Linked DNA regions of Homo sapiens: region 1 is linked to region 2. Evidence: read pairs that join two places in POLR2A ChIA-PET (ENCODE). Cell type or tissue: HepG2. All regions are shown on one strand.

Region 1 (8,000 bases), 140 kb after region 2:
CAGGCATAGTGACTCATGACTGTAATCCCAGCACTTTGGGAGGCTGAGTCAGGAGGATCGCTTGAGGCCAGGAGTTAGAGACCAGCCTGGGCAACGTGGTGAGACCCCATCTCTACAAAAAAGAGAAAAATTAGCTGGGTGTGGTGGTGCACACCTGTAGTCCCAGCTACTTGGGAGGCTGAGGTGGGAGGACTACCTGTGCCCGGGGAGGTGGAGGCTGCAGTGAGCTGTGATCACACCACTGCACTCCAACCTGGGTGACAGAGTGAGACCCTGTCTCAAAAAAACTAAAAATAATAAAATGAAAAATAAAGGCTGGGCACGGTGGTTCATGCCCGTAATCCCAGCCTTAGGAGGCCGAGGTGGGTGGATCACCTGAGGTCCGAAGTTCGAGACCAGCCTGGCCAACATAGTGAAACCTCGTCTCTACTAAAAATACAAAAAATTAGCTGGGCATAGTGGCAGGCCCCTTTAATCCCAGCTACTCAGGAGGCTGAGGCAGGAGAATAGCTTGAACCCGGGAGGCAGAGGCTGCAGTGAGCTGAGATCACGCCATTGCACTCCAGCCTGGGCAACAAGAGTGAAACTCTGTCTCAAAAAAAAAAGAAAGAAAAGAAAAGACAAAGAAAGAAAGAAAAAATACAATAAAATTGGAGCTAATTGGAGCTTCCTCTCCAAATCTATCCCCTTCCCGCTTTACTTTTCCTCTTTGGTTCTTCTCATCACCCAACATACTTTACCTGTTACCCAAGTACCTTGCCCATTGTCAGTTTCTCCCACTAGAATGTCAGCTCTAGGAGGGCAGGGGTTGTGTCTGTTTCGTCCCCTGCTGTGTCAGGATGGCCTGGCACACAATAGGTGTGCCATAAATGCTTGTTGAATGAGTGAGTGAAATTGTGTTCAGCTATGTACTTATGAGCATTCCTGGGCATAGGTGTAGAAATATGAGCATGTGTAATTCCATAGGGGAGTTCACGTATTGTGTCTTGACTGTTTTTTTCTTTTGTTTTTTGAGAGTCTTGCTCTGTTGCCCAGGCTAAAGTGCAGTGGCATGATCTTGGCTCACTGCAACCTCTGCCTCCTGGGTTCAAGCCATTCTCCTGCCTCAGCCTTCTGAGTAGCTGGGATTACAGGAGCGCGCCACCATGCCCGGCTAATTTTTGTAATTTTTAGTAGAGATAGGGTTTCACCATGTTGGCCAGGCTGGTCTCGAACTCCTGACCTCAAGTGATCTGCCCATCTCAGCCTCCCAAAGTGCTGGGATCACAGGTGTGAGCCACCGTGCCCGGCCTTGAGTAACTGTTTTCGAGTGAAGGTGGATTGCCTTCCCTCCCTAACGTGGTGGTGTTGGTGTTGGTATGACCAGCGTGCACACACAGAAGCACGTACAATTACAGAGACAAACACGAGAGACACAGACCTGCAAGCACACAGAGATACCCAACACAAACCGCTATACAACGTACATCAGTCCCCCTTTATCCGAGGTTTCACTTTTTGAGGTTTCAGTTACACTTGGTCTAAAAATATTTCAATGGAAAATTCCAGATATAACTCCTAAGTTTTAAATTGCATGCCGTTCTGAGTACTGTGATGAAACCTCATGCCATCCCACTCTGGTTGGCCTAGAACGTGAATCCCCCCTTTGTCCAGCATCTCAGTGCTGTATCTGATACCTGTCTGTAAGTCACTTAGCTATCAGATCAACTGTCCTGGTACTGCAGTGCTCAAGTGCAGAGTTCAAGAAACTCTTATTTATCTAAATAATCGCCTGGCCGGGTGCTATGGCTCACATCTGTAATCCCAGCACTTTGGGAGGCCGAGGCGGGTGGATCACTTGAGATTAGGAGTTTAAGACAAGCCTGGGCAACACAGTGAAACCCCCGTCTCTACTAAAAATACAAAAAAATCAGCCGGGCATGGTGGCGCGTGCCTGTAATCCCAGCTACTCGGGAGGCTGAGGCACGATAACTGCTAGAACCCGGGCTGCGGAGGTTGCAGTGAGCCAAGGTCGCCACACTGCACTCCAGCCTGGGCGACAGAGAGAGACTCTGTCTAAAAAAAAAAAAAAAAGGCCCCAGGGTGCAAAATAGTGATGGCTGCAATTCGGATAGGCCAAAGAGAAGCCTTAAAGTGCTTCCTTTTAAGTGAAAAGGTGAAAATTCTCCACTTAGAAAAAGATAATCATATATATATGTACTGAGGTTGCTAAGATCTATAGTAAGAAAACAATCTATCTGCGAAATTGTGAAGGAAAAAGAAAGTTATGTGTAGTATATACAGGGTTTAGTATTATTCATTGTTTCAGGCTTTTGTGGGGGCTCTTAGAGAACGTATCCTGGTGAATAAGGGGAATCCCCCAACACAGATACACGTAGAAACATAGACACCCCCCTCCCCCAGCACACACACACAATGTCTGCGCTAGGATGTAAGAAGGACCAAGTTTTTCGTTTTGTTTTTTGAGACAGGTTCTTGCTCTATCTCCCAGGCTGCAGTACAGTGGCACAATCACGGCTCACTGCTGCCTTGACCTCCAGGGCTCAAGCGATCCTCCTGTCTCATCCTCCCAAGCAGCTGGGACTACAGGCGGCCACCACACTTGGCTAACTTTTCAATTTTTTTTTGTAGAGAAGAGGAGAGTCTCACCACGTTGCCCAGGCTGCTCTCAAACTTCTGGCCCCAAGCGATCCTCCCGCCTCGGCCTCCCAAAGTGCTGGATCGCAGGCAGAGCCACTCGGTGCCCGGCCCTGGGACCAAGTCTTGTAAGTGCGACTGCAGTTCTGCGTGTTGTTTACGCGTGTGCTTGTGCATCTGTGTTTGTGTTTCTGAGCTGGTATGTTTGTGACCCTGCGTGTATCTGTGGATGGTGTGTACGTGCATGTGTTGAGTATCTGTGTACGTGTCTCTCGTGTTTGCTCCGTGCGTGTACGCCTCTGTTCCCACCGCGTTGGCAAGGGAGGCTCTCCATCCGCAGACACAAAGTTTCCTTTTCTCCGTCAGCGGAGGGAGTGGAATGGTGCAAAGTCTGCAGAGGCCGGAAAGGGGAGGGTAGGGGAGCTCCTCAGTCGCGGCTTCCTAGGTGGCCGTTCCCAGACAAGGTCAGGTGCCCGCTCCCGCAGCCTCCGCGCCCTGAAGGCCCCGCGCCCGCAGCCCCCGCGCCGCCCGGAGGAGAAACAGTACAGTCCCGGGCGGGCGGCCCGAGTGGGGGCGGGGAGCCTGGGTCGGGTCCAGCCACCTGGCACGTGGGGCCCCGCCAGGGTCAGCGCGCGGGAGCTGGCGCCGCCGGCCGGAGAAGCCCTGGGGCTGGAGGTGGGTTCTGGAGCCGGGTCCCGTTCCGACCGCAGCATTCCTGCCCCCGCGTGAGTCACCGGGGGCACCTCCCCACCCCAGCGCTTCCGGCCGGCTTCGGGGGCGCGGAGCCAGAGCCGGGATCCCCCTTCCCAGGCCCCAACGGCCGCACCTTGAGTGAAGGGGACAGGAGGAACTGGGACCCCTTCCCCTCCAGAAGGTTCTTGCTTTACCGCAAGACGACAGGAGCAGGCCGATTCCAGATGTGCTTTCCAGATGTCCTGACCATCCCCCCACAACCCCTGCTCTCCGCCCCAGCTTTTCCAGAGAATGAGAGGGATGGAAGGAGGAGGGGCACGCCCTGAGTCAGATAGAGGGACAGACGCACACAAACGGACGAAATTCCTTCACACAGCAAACCCCCCCACACACACACTCACAATGAATCACACTTAAACACACAGGGGCTGTTATTAGCACAGAAGACGCAGCGCTTGGTAAGTTAACGGCACACAGATATGCAAGGGCTGATGTCACAAACACAGTGACACAAAAACACCGTGACTCACACATATACACGCGGGCTGACACTGATGTACATTCATAAAGAGACATGTATGCATACAAGCCAACGTGGGACAAACACATAAACACACAGTCACACATGTACACATTGATTACAAACACCTAGCGACGCAATGTACATCTAGGCTGATGCCAACACACACAGAAACTTAAATGTCCCTGTATATTCAGAGACACACACCACGTAACAGCGTACATGGAGTTGAGGTGGACAGATAGATACACACCAGGACACAATGAAGGGTCATTTTGACCTGCTCAGACACAGACACACCGACGCGTACACCTCACAGCCAAGCCTCCATCTACGCCATAAGATGGAGCTGGATGCGCCCAGGTTTCATGTTCACCCAGACACAGACTGATACAAAAACACATTTGCGCTGGGTGCGGTGGCTCACGCCTGTAATCCCAGTACTTTGGGAGGCCGAGGCCGGTGGATCACTTGAGGTCAGGAGTTTGAGACCAGCCTGGCCAACATGACAAACCTGTCATGAAACCCTGTCTTTACTAAAAATACAAAAATAAGCCAGGCGTGCCTGTAATCGCAGCTCCTCAGGAGGCTGAGGCAGGAGAATCCCTTGAACCCCGGAGGCGGAAGTTACAGTAAGCCAAGATCGTGCCACTGCACTCCAGCTTGGGTGACAGAGTGAGACTCCGTCTCAAAACAAAAACCCCAAAAAACAAAAAAACACAGTTTCGTAGATGCGCAGGCCTGATGCAGACACACAAGGATGGAGACACTGCCATGGACACATAGATTGACACAGAGACACATCTATACGCTGACTGGTAAGCATCCTTAGGTCATGTACTCAGAGGCAGCAGGGGCCAGTGCACACACAGGGAGACCAGAGAGAAGCAGAGGGTGCTGTTACACACACACACACACACACAGGTCTGTGACTACAGTCATACACCAACATGCTTACCCTGTGACATATACACACACGCCACAGAGACATCTATGGACACACACAGAAAGCTGGTAAGAGGCTGAGGGTTGAGAGCAGTGGCTCACGCCTGTAAATCCCAACACTTTGGGAGGCCGAGGCGGGAGGATCACTTGAGGCCAGGAGTTCAAGAGCAGCCTGGGCAACATGGCGAGACTCTGTCTCTACCAAAAAATTCAAAAACTATCTGGGTATGGTGGCACATGCCTATAGTCCCAGCTGCTTGAGGGGTGGGAGGGTGCTGAGGTAGGAGGATTGCTTGAGCCCAGGAGGTGGAGGCTACAGTGAGCCATGATCACAGTACTGCACTCCAGCCTGGGTTACACAGCGGGAGCTTATCTTGAAAAAAAATAAGGGGGAAAAAAGGTGGTAAGAAACACAAGTTATCCATGGACACGTTCTGATTCTGCAAGGGAACACAAGCTCTCACTAGGACACTCTCACACCCATAGCTGCACACCTGTGGGCTGACACTACCACCTCCATACAGAGAGGTGTGCACCATAGCCCCAAACCCACTACCCTCCAGGCACACTTTACTTTCATACAGTGAGTCCCAGCTGTGAACACACAAACACAAAAAAGAGGGACAGACACAGGCTGACACTGGTACACTCCATCATGCGCACACACACAGACACCCACACACGGGCAACCCCTAAGAAACGTAGAGAGAGAGACATGCTATAAAGATCCAAACACATATTGGGACAGAATCCAAGCTGAAGGAAATATATTTAGTCACACACACACACACACACACCACACATGGGACATCCACAGAAGTCCACCCTCGCCAAGGCACACCCTCACACAGAGGTTGTGCTGACGGATACACTAACACTCAGATCCAGAACACACAGATATCCAGACACCCCACCACCACCACACAGACATGCACAGATCCTCACACCTGTGCAGCCCCCATTTCTCTCCCTCCCCTCCCCTTCTCATGGGACCTGCCAGGCTGACTCATGCCCGATCCCCAACCCTGGTCCCTACTCAGCCACTCGAGCCATGGGCCTGAGTCACTCCTCTGGGGTCAGCATGCTCACCAGGTCTTCCTTGCAACTCAGGGTCCCAGGAATGCTGAGAATGTGAGCTCCTCCCTCCACCCTGGAGACCCCCAGTCAGAAGGCCCCTCCTCATTCCAGCAGAGAGAGGCAGCAGGTTGGGAGTGCGGGAAGCTGATGCCCTCCAGGCTGCAGCCTCCTTCCTTTACAGAGCCTCTGCCATCTGCTCCTCTGTCTTTCCTCCTTCAGTAGGGAGAACCCCCTGAATCCAGGGTCCCCCAGTGATGCCCCTGACCACTGCATAACCCTGAGCTCGGTCCTTCCTCGTCTGCATGGTGCAGAAGGGAATGGTCCCCAAGAAGGAGAGGGTTTCTGTCACTCCAACTTCCCTGTCCTGTCTTTCATTTTGTTTTGTTTTTCGTTTTGAGACAGAGTCTTGCTCTGTCACCCAGGCTGGAGTGCAGTGGTGTGATCTCGGCTCACTGCAACCTCCATCTCCCGGGTTCAAGCGATTCTCCTGCCTCAGCCTCCCAAGTAGCTGGGACTACAGATGCCCGTCACCACGCCTGGCTAATTTTTGTATTTTTGGTAAAGATGGAGTTTTGTCATGTTGGCCAGGCTGGTCTCGAACTCCCAGCCTCAAGTGATCCACCTGCCTCAGCCTCCCAAAGTGCTGGGATTACAGGCGTGAGCCACCATGCCCGGCCTCTCTGTCCTGTCTATGTTCATCTTGGGTCACTGTGGCCTGTCCCTTCCAGTGTATGTCATTCTATCTCTCTCTGTCTCCCACTTTCTTTTTTTTTTTTTTTCTTTTGAGATGGAGTCTCGCCCTGTCGCCCAGGCTGGAGTGCAGTGGCGCAATCTCGGCTCACTGCAAGCTCCGCCTCTCGGGTTCCTGCCATTCTCCTGCCTCAGCCTCCCGAGTAGCTGGGACTACAGGCGCCCGCCACCACGCCCGGCTAATTTTTTGTATTTTTAGTAGAGATGGGGTTTCACCGTGTTAGCCAGGATGGTCTTGATCTCCTGACCTCGTGATCCGCCCGCCTCAGCCTCCCAAAGTGCTGGGATTACAGGCGTGAGCCACCACGCCCAGCCTCTGTCTCCTACTTTCTTCCTGCTCTCTCTTCTTTGGGTTCCATCTCCCCAGTGGGGACCGGGCTGGACATCCTCCCTTTGACTGAGGCCAGCAGGCTTGTTAGGGCAGGAGGTGGGCCGGTTGTGGAGGGAGGCGGAGGAGAGGAGGGCACGGTTGATTCCGGTGCCCTGCTTGGGTCAAGGGCTGACAAAGGGGCACCAGGCCCACACGCACTCGAGCCATGGAACAGCTCAGAGGAAACCCAGGACAAAGAATTCTATTCAGAGAGAGGCCGGGGTGAATGGAGGGAGAGAGAAGCAGAGAGACAGAGAGAGAGACACATACAAAGAGAGACAGAAAGACACACACACCAAGAGACAGAAAGAGACAGAAAAAGGCATACGGAGAGAAATAAGATAGGTAGAGACAGAGAGGCAGAGACAGACTCAGAGGGAGAAACGAGAGAGACAGACAGTGAGGGACAGAAGGACAGTCAGACACTCACGCAGAGGTAGCAATGTTCCCTTGCTCCTGACTTCAGCCCTGCCCGGCCCCCTATTCGGAGCTGACCCACATCCCCGGACTCACCTGGAACATGCAGGCTGCGCTGGGGGCCGTGACCTGGAGCCGTGGCCAGGGGGACAGCATCCTGGAGCCAGAGTAGGTCCACGGGCTCTGGGGGTCCCTGAGCTTGGCAGCTCAGGTTGAAGGGGGTGTTGGCGGCCACAGTCCTGTCTTCGGGCTCCTCCAGGAAGTAAGGCAAGCCTAGCGGGGTGGGCAGTGGTAGAGGCTGGGGTCCCTCTGAGGCCCCAAGATGCCTGACTCACCACTAGGATGCTGTAGGCTTTGGGCAGCAAACCCACCCTGCAGGGTCATTGACTTGCCTTATCTGATCCCCGAGGGCACCTGAGCCATACCCAACACACACGTGACCCCAATATCTGATTCCTCCCATGTCAGACCCCCCACGATAGCTGAGCTCCTCATGTCTCTCTTCCAGAATGTCTGACAGCTCATCCTCATCTCATTCTATGGATGAGAAAAAAGAGACCGCTGGGGTCGTGGGGACAGGGGTACGTTGCG
Region 2 (8,000 bases):
ACAGCTCACTGCAGCCTCAAACTCCTGGGCTCAAGGGATCCTCCTGCCTCAGCCTCCTAAGTAGATGGGACTGCAGACATGTGTCACCATGCCCTGCTATTTTTTTTTTAAACGTTTTCGTAGAAATGAGGGTCTCACTACGTTGCCTAGTCTGGTCCAGAACTCCTGGCCTCAAGTGATCCTGTTGCTGTGGCCTCTCAATGTGCTGGGATTACAGACAGCCATGAACCACCAGGCCTGGCCAACTTTCGATAATGTGGTTAGATAATTCAAACTTAAAGCTGTTGGAACTTTAAATTATTCCAAGCCTTGAGAGGAATGTTGCTATGTAGCCTGAGTCACGTAGCATGCAGTTACAACTTCTGCTTTTTCCTGTAAATGATTAAGAATGACCAAGCAGTGCCAGAGATAAGATCACCTCAGAACATTACTCCTAGGCCGGGTGTTGTGGCCTCACATCTGTAACCCCAGCACTTTGGGAGGCAGAGGTGGATCACTTGAGCCCAGGAGTTTGAGACAAGCCTGGGCAACAGAGTGAGACCATGTCTCTACAGAAAAAATTATTGAAAAATTAGCTGGGCATGGTGGCACACGCCTGTAGTCCCAGCTACTGGGGAGGCTTAGGCAGGAGGCTTGAGCCTGGGCGTTCGAGGCTGCAGTGAGCTGTGATTGTGCCACTGCACTCCAGCCTGGGTAACAGAGCAAGATCTGTTTGTTGTTGTTTTGTTTTGTTTTTGAGACTTTGTCTCACTCTTGTCCCCCAGGATGGAGTGCAATGGCACGATCTCAGATCACTGCAACCTCCGCCTCCCAGGTTCAAGTGATTCTCCTGCCTCAGCCTCCCGAGTACTTGGGATTACAGGCGCCCGCCGCCATGCCCAGCTAATTTTTGTATTTTTAGTAGACACGAGGTTTCATCATGTTGGCCAGGCTGGTCTTGAACCCCTGACCTCGTGATTTGCCCGCCTCAACCTCCCAAAGTGCTGGGATTACAGGCGTGAGCCACCGCGCCCAGCCCCAGAGCAAGATCTTATCTCAAGAAAAAAGAAAGGAGAAAGAAAGAAAGAAAGAGTACTCCTCCTCCTATCAGAATGTTAACGCAATCTTCCCTGCAGCATAGCAAGATGTACTAATGAAACTGTTGTAACATATGTACTGGTCCTGTAGCCTGGAATAAACTCTATAGTTAATCATATTTTCCTTTCTTTTCTTTTTTTTCTTTTTTGAGAGTAGAAGTCTGGCTCTGTCGCCCAGGCTGAAGTGCGGTGGCGTGATCTCGGCTCACTGCAACTGCTGCCTCCCAGGTTCAAGTGATGCTCCTGCCTCAGCTTCCCAAATAGCTGACACCACAGGCATGTGCCACCACACCCATCTAGTTTTGGTATTTTTTAGTAGAGACAGGGTTTCGCTATATGTTGGCCAGGCTGGTCTCGAACTCCTGACCTCAGGGTATCCACTCTCCTTGGCCTCCCAAAGTGCTGGGATTACGGGCATGAACCACCGAATCCGGCCTCAATCATATTTTCTGAATCTCATTATTTATAGTTGACGATAATTTATTTTCTTTTATTTAACATGTATACATGGGAGCCTTCAGAATGAAGACCTCAGCCGGGAGCAGTGGCTCATGCCTGTAATCTCAGCACTTTGGGAGGCCAAGGTGGGCAGATCACCTGAGGTCAGGAGTTTGAGACCTGCCTGGCCAACATGGCGAAACCCCGTCTCTACTAAAAATACAAAAATGAGGCAGGAGGTGCCAGCCAGGTTGTGGAGAGCCTTGTCATGCATGATAAGACTTTGGCTTTTACCCTGAGTGAAATGGGGACCACTGGACGGGTCTGAGCAGATGGGACCTGACTTAGGTGTTCACAGGGTTCCAGCTGCATGTGGGGTGCAAACTAGAGGGGTTGGCAAAGGGGACCCCAGAGACAAGGTCCCTGTCATAGTCCAGGTGATAGATGAACTTGGACAGATCAAGGTGCAGGGCGACAAAGAGGTGAGAAGTGGGATTTAGGGTGTATTTCAAAAGTAGAGGCAGTAAGATTTCCTGATGGACAAAATGGGGGCTTGAGAAAAGAGAATGCAAGGCTGGTGCCACCACTAGGGGACCAGGGGCCCCAAGAGCTGAAAGGTTAGAGCTGTCTACCTCACCCACACAGCATCCAGAAATAAATAAATAAATAAATACATTTTCCCCAGCTCCAGCTTAAAGGACAGAAAGATCATTTAAAAGTGAAACCTCTGCCAGGTGCAGAGGCTCACTCCAGCCTGGGCAACAGAGCAAGATTCTGTCTCAAAAAAAAAAAAAAAAAAAAGTAAATAAATAAAATAAAAAAGAAAATACAAAAAGTAGCTGGGCCCAGGCGAGGTGGCTCATGCCTGTAATCCCAGCACTTTGGGAGGCTGAGGCAGAAGGATCACATGAGGCCAGGAGTTCGAGACCAGCCTGACCAACATGGTGGAACTCCATCTCTACTAAAAGCACAAACATTAGCTAGATATAGTGGTGGGTGCCTGCAATCCCAGCTACTAAGGAGGCTGAGACAGAAGAATTGCTTGAACCTGGGAGGCGGAGGTTGTGGTGAGCAGAGATCATGCCACTGCACTCCAGCCTGGGCGACAGAGGGAGACTCTGTCAAAAAAAAAAAAAAAAAAAAAAACCCGGCCGGTCACGGTGGCTAACGCCTGTAATCCCAGCACTTTGGGAGGCTGAGGCGGGTGGACCACCTGAGGTCAGGAGTTTGAGACCGGTCTGGCCAATATGGTGAAAACCCGTCTCTACTAAAAATACAAAAATTAGCTGGGTGTGGTGGTGCACGCCTGTAGTCCCAGCTACTCGGGAGGCTGAGGCAGGAGAATCTCTTGAACCCGGGAGGCAGAGATTGCAGTGAGCTGGGATCGCACCACTGCACTCCAGCCTGGATGACAGGGGGAGACGCCATCTCAAAAAGTAAAAAACCAAAATTATAACGAGGGTACAACATTTCAATAGGATAACATTTATATTAAACAATTCAATGGAATACTTCACTAGTTGATATATGCATTATTAATGGGGTCTCCCTATATTCGAACTTCTGGCCTCAAGAGCTCTTCCCGCCTCAGCCTTCCAAAGGGCTGGGATTACAGTTATGAGCCACCGCGCCTAGCCAATGGTAGCTTGTAAATACTTTGTATCTATTGGCCTGGCTGGGTGGCTCACGCCTGTAATCCCGGCAGTTTGGGAGGGAGAACTGGGAGGATAGCTAGAGCCCAGGAGGTCAAGACAAGACTGGGCAACATAGCAACATAGCAGGACTCCATCTCTTAAAAAAAAAAAAAAGAATTAGCCAGCCGTGGTGGTGCATGTCTGTGATACCAGCTACATGGGAGGCTGAGGTAGGAGGATCCCTTGAACCCAGGAGTTAAGAGGCTGCAATGAGCTGTGATCGAGCCACCGTACTCCAGCCTGGGTGACAGAGTGAGACCCTTTTAAGGAGCCTTGATGGGACCTGATGACTGGCTTGATGTGGGAAATGATGGCATCTAGGATGGCATCCAGGGACAACATCTCCATTTCTTGATTGATAAATCAATCAATAGGAAAGAGGATTTTCTGCAAATAAGGGAATCTTAGTTCCTCATTTCTCTTCGCTACCCCAACCGCTCCTTGCTCAGAATCAAGCAGTAACAGTGAACTTGGTAGTAGCTCCGAGAAGGAAGTTGGACTTATCCAACTTCCTTCCTTCCTTGTCCTTGAGAAACCTAGGGGAACTCTAAAACGGAAGCAGAACCCACTCCCCAACTTCTCCACTCTCTGAATGAGGAGTGATTTTTTTGCTTTGTTTTCCAGTTACAAGGCCGGGGATGTACACGAGGTCCTGGAAGGAATTCCCCCTTGGTCCTGGTTCAATCTCTGATTTGTGATCCCGGACCACAGAGAGCTCTTCGGTGGGGTAGGCGCAGCACGGAGCAGTTAGGGATTTGCTTTTTTGGTAAAGAAGGTATCTGGGAGAAACTGCACTCAAACTTCCTCAGCCACACTCAACATGGCAGCTTCCTAGCCACGCCCAAAATGGCGGAACCCTTTGCCGTAGCTGGAGAGACGCTATTTTCCCAAAATGGAGCGGAGGAGGAAAATGTCCATCACAGCTTCACCCCGCCCCCCGCAGACGGCTAGCACCAATTAGTAGCGCGCAGAGCGAGTACAAAGCTAGGGGAGGAGCCTGCTGTTGCCCCAGCAACAACCACGGAAACCAAGACGAGCGCGGTCGCGGAAGTATCGCGGCTTACATATCTCGCAGCCAGGCGGGTCCTGGGAGAGGCGCGAGCCAGGCCTGGTCGGCGCCCGCGGAGAAAAGAAGCAGTCAAGCCCATGAACTACAACCCCGGTTGCCGCTTTCTCCTCTCCTAACCGTTAAGTGCGCTAAGGTAGGAATGACGCATGCGCTGCGCTTAGAGGCGGGGTTAAGTCGGACCTGAACTCATAACGCATGCGCCTTATGGAGCTTGCTGGGGGAGGGAAGCGGGGTGGCTGGCGTGACGCGGAAGGCGGGTCTTTTGCGCTCGTGGGCGGAGCCATAGCCCCTTCGGGCGGGGCTTTCCGCCGACCTGAACCCGAAAAGGTTATTTTGGACTTCCCAGAGTTAAATGCTGGTTCCCCAGACAAGGGTCCCCCCATTTTTTCCAGGCTTTCATGGGTTGGCAATTAGGATCTGTGGTCAAGACCTCAGCCTCAGGGGTGTGACGAAGCTAGCTTGGAATCCTAGTACTACCCTTTACTTGCTGGGCCTCAGTTTCCCCCCCGTCAAATGGAGATAATACACTTACCTCACAGGGTTGTGATTATATTTTTCCCCTCCCAGGGCCATGGCTGAGGTGCACGTGATCGGGCAGATCATAGGGGCCAGCGGTTTCTCGGAAAGTAGCCTCTTCTGCAAGTGGGGCATTCACACAGGTATTCCCCCAAGCCTGGTTCATTTCCACACCAAGACCCCTAGCCTAGAGGCTACATGCTCCTTCCTCCACCCCTTAACGCAGACTCTTAACCTCATTTCCATCAGTTCTCAGTACTCCAGGCCCAGCCCACACCCTGTCCACATGAGTCTCAAGCTCCCATCTTTGTGTGTGTGAGGGGTGGGATACAGACAGGGTCTCTCTCTGCGCCCGGGCTGGAGTAAGGTGGTGTGATCATAGCTCAGTGCAGCCTCGAACTCTCGGGCTCTAGTGATCCTCCCGCCTCAGCCTCCTGAGAAGCTGGGACTACAGACACGCACCACCAAATCTGGCTAATTTTTTTTATTTTTTGTAGAGACAGGGTCTCGCTATGTTGCCCAGGCTGGTCTCGAACTCCTGCGCTCAAACAGGCCACCCACTTCAGCCTCTCAAAGTGCTAGGATTAAAAACGTGAGCCGCCACGTCCCAGGAAAGTAATTTTGTTCATGCTTCCCCAACTGAGGCCCTATAGAGTCATGGTATAGTGTAATGGTTAGGGTCATGGGCTGCCAGATCTGCATTTAAATATTAACTCCCCCACCTATTAATTGGAGACCTTTGGACTCGACCACTTTGAGCCTCAGTTTCCTTGTTTCAAAGTGAAGCTAATAGTAGCTAAGAAGCAGCACAGGTTTGAGGTTAAGAGCACAGACTGCCTGGGTTCAAAACCAGTTATTGCTTGTTAAGGCACCCTTGGGCTGATTATGTGAACTTGGGCACTTCTCTTCACCTCGACTTCCTTGTTTGTACAATGAGAGTCATAGAAATATTTACCTGTTGAAGTTGTCATGAGTACTAAACGAGTATCAACAGCACTTAGAATAGGAATAGGGCTGGAATAGGAAGTGCTCATTCAGTGTTTGCCTGGCTTATACAAGACTTTGATGGGGTCTTGTTTGTAAAGCCTGGGGTATGTTGTTGCGTGGCACAGATGAATGTCTATGAAACAGATGTGGCCATTTGGCATTATCATGTCTTCAGGCCTGAGTCCTAGTCCCTTTTTTTTTTTTTTTTTTTTTTTTGAGACTCGTTCTGTTTCCCAGGCTGTAGTGCAGTGGTGCAATCTAGCTCAGCCTTCCAGGTTCATGCCATTCTCCTGCCTCAGCCTCCTGCATAGCTGGGACTACAGGCGCTCGCCACCATGCCCGGCTATTTTTTTTTTTTTTGTATTTTTAGTAGAGATGGGGTTTCACTGTGTTAGCCAGGATGGTCTCGATCTCCTGACCTTGTGATCTGCCCATCTCGGCCTCCCAAAGTGCTGGGATTACAGGCGTGAGCCACTGCGCCTGGCCCTTTTTTTTTTTTTTTTTTTTTTGAGACAGAGTCTCACTCTGTAGCCAAGCTAGAGTGCAGTGGCACGATCTCGGCTCACTGCAATCTCTGCCTCCTGGGTTCAAGCGATTCTCCTATGTCAGCCTCCCGAGTGGCTGGGACTACAGGCACCCGCTACCATACCCAGCTAATTTTTGTATTTTTAGTAGAGATGGGGTTTCACCATGTCGGCCAGGCTGGTCTTGAACTCCTGGCCTTAAGTGATCCGCCTGCGTAGGCCTTCCAAAGTGCTGGGATTACAGGCGTGAGCCACTGCGCCTGGCCCTTTTTTTTTTGAGACAGAGTCTCACTCTGTAGCCAAGCTAGAGTGCAGTGGCACGATCTCGGCTCACTGCAATCTCTGCCTCCTGGGTTCAAGCGATTCTCCTATGTCAGCCTCCCGAGTGGCTGGGACTACAGGCACCCGCTACCATACCCAGCTAATTTTTGTATTTTTAGTAGAGATGGGGTTTCACCATGTCGGCCAGGCTGGTCTCGAACTCCTGGCCTTAAGTGATCCGCCTGCGTAGGCCTTCCAAAGTGCTGGGATTACAGGTGTGAGCCACTGCGCCTGGCCCCTGGGTCCTTTTTGATTCTACAGGTAAGTGAGGTGGAAGTTGAAATTCCCAGGAAATCGGAACCCTCCAGCTGATGGATGAGGGGCAGGCTCTGGAGTCAGACTTGGTTTCCAGGTTGGACCACTCACCTTCTCTGTGACCCTGGGCAGAGGCTGTCCCCTCTTGGAGCCTCAGTTTCCTCATTTGTTCTTCATAGGGCTGTTGGGAAATCTTGCTTTTAAGGAGCCTGACGCAGGGCCTGGTGCTTCCCTCAACTCAGCCCAGAAGGGAGTAATGACTAACCTGATTTTTATTATTTCAGGGAGTTGCTGGGGATGTTGATCCAGCCAAGAATACTGAGGCAGTTGGATGAAAGGCTTGGGCTCTGCAGTTAGAGCTGAGTCTGAATCCAGTCCCATGATGGGACCTTGGTCTGCTATAGTCACTGCTATGTCACCAGCATGGAAAACAGTGCTTGGCACATAGCAGGTGCTGAATAAATGTTCATGAACTCACCTTCTCAGAGCCTGTTTCTTTACCTGTTAAATGGGGATTATATTAGCTCCCACCTCCTAGGATCACTTATTTGTCCAAGAAACATTTATTGAGCACCTTCTGTATACCAAGAGCTGGGTTTGTGGTCTTGGGGATCCAGCAGTGTGCAAGGTCCCTGTTTTCCTGGGCCATACAGTAGGGGAGACAGAAAATAAATAAGCAGGCCAGGCGCGGTGGCTCATGCCTGTAATCCCAGCACTTTGGGAGTCCGAGGCGGGCAGATCACCTGAGGTCAGGAGTTTGAGACCAGCCTGGCTAACATGGTAAAACCCCATTTCTACTAAAAATACAAAAAAAATTAGCTGGGCATGGCGGCGTGTGCCTGTAATCCCAGCTACTCGAGAGGCTGAGGCAGGAGAATCGCTTGAACCCAGGAGGCGGAGGTTGCAGTGAGCCGAGATGGTGCCATTGCACTCCAGCTTGGGCAACAAGAGCAAAAGTCTGTCTCAAAAAAAAATAAATAAAATAAAATAAATAAACAGATAAACGAGTGCAGTTGGGTGTGGTGACTCACCCCTGTAATGCCAGCACTTTGGGAGACTGGAGCAGGAGGATCACTTGAGCCCAGGAGTTTGAGACCAGCCTGGGCAACATAGTGAGACC

What was found. ChIA-PET counts read pairs that join two places held together with the same protein. Peaks named below come from ENCODE experiments on the same cell type or tissue, not always from the same donor. Only the 100,000 strongest peaks of a DNase experiment are listed, where the experiment ranks them.
Region 1: POLR2A ChIA-PET joins it to region 2 with 10 read pairs; 5 of 35 experiments call an interaction of 5 or more read pairs at or near these places.

Annotation. Positions count from the first base shown.
Region 1 is chr19:41,221,562-41,229,561 of GRCh38, reverse strand. It overlaps AXL (AXL receptor tyrosine kinase), which reads right to left. Exons shown (of 20, transcript NM_021913.5): 4 at 7,506-7,682. Among named protein-coding and RNA genes, the nearest start is that of AXL, 6.3 kb to the right of the region's middle. RefSeq lists enhancers at 4,376-5,311, 7,186-8,000. In HepG2, no CTCF peak of the experiment used is centred here; DNase peaks (open chromatin) are centred at 3,171, 3,291, 3,741 and 5,911; H3K4me3 peaks cover 1,702 bases.
Region 2 is chr19:41,360,368-41,368,367 of GRCh38, reverse strand. It overlaps B9D2 (B9 domain containing 2), which reads left to right and starts at 4,219. Exons shown (of 4, transcript NM_030578.4): 1 at 4,219-4,410; 2 at 4,845-4,936. The coding sequence starts at 4,849. It also overlaps a transcript of TMEM91 not described here. RefSeq lists an enhancer at 4,244-4,363. In HepG2, a CTCF peak has its summit at 2,118; DNase peaks (open chromatin) are centred at 4,137 and 4,467; H3K4me3 peaks cover 1,789 bases.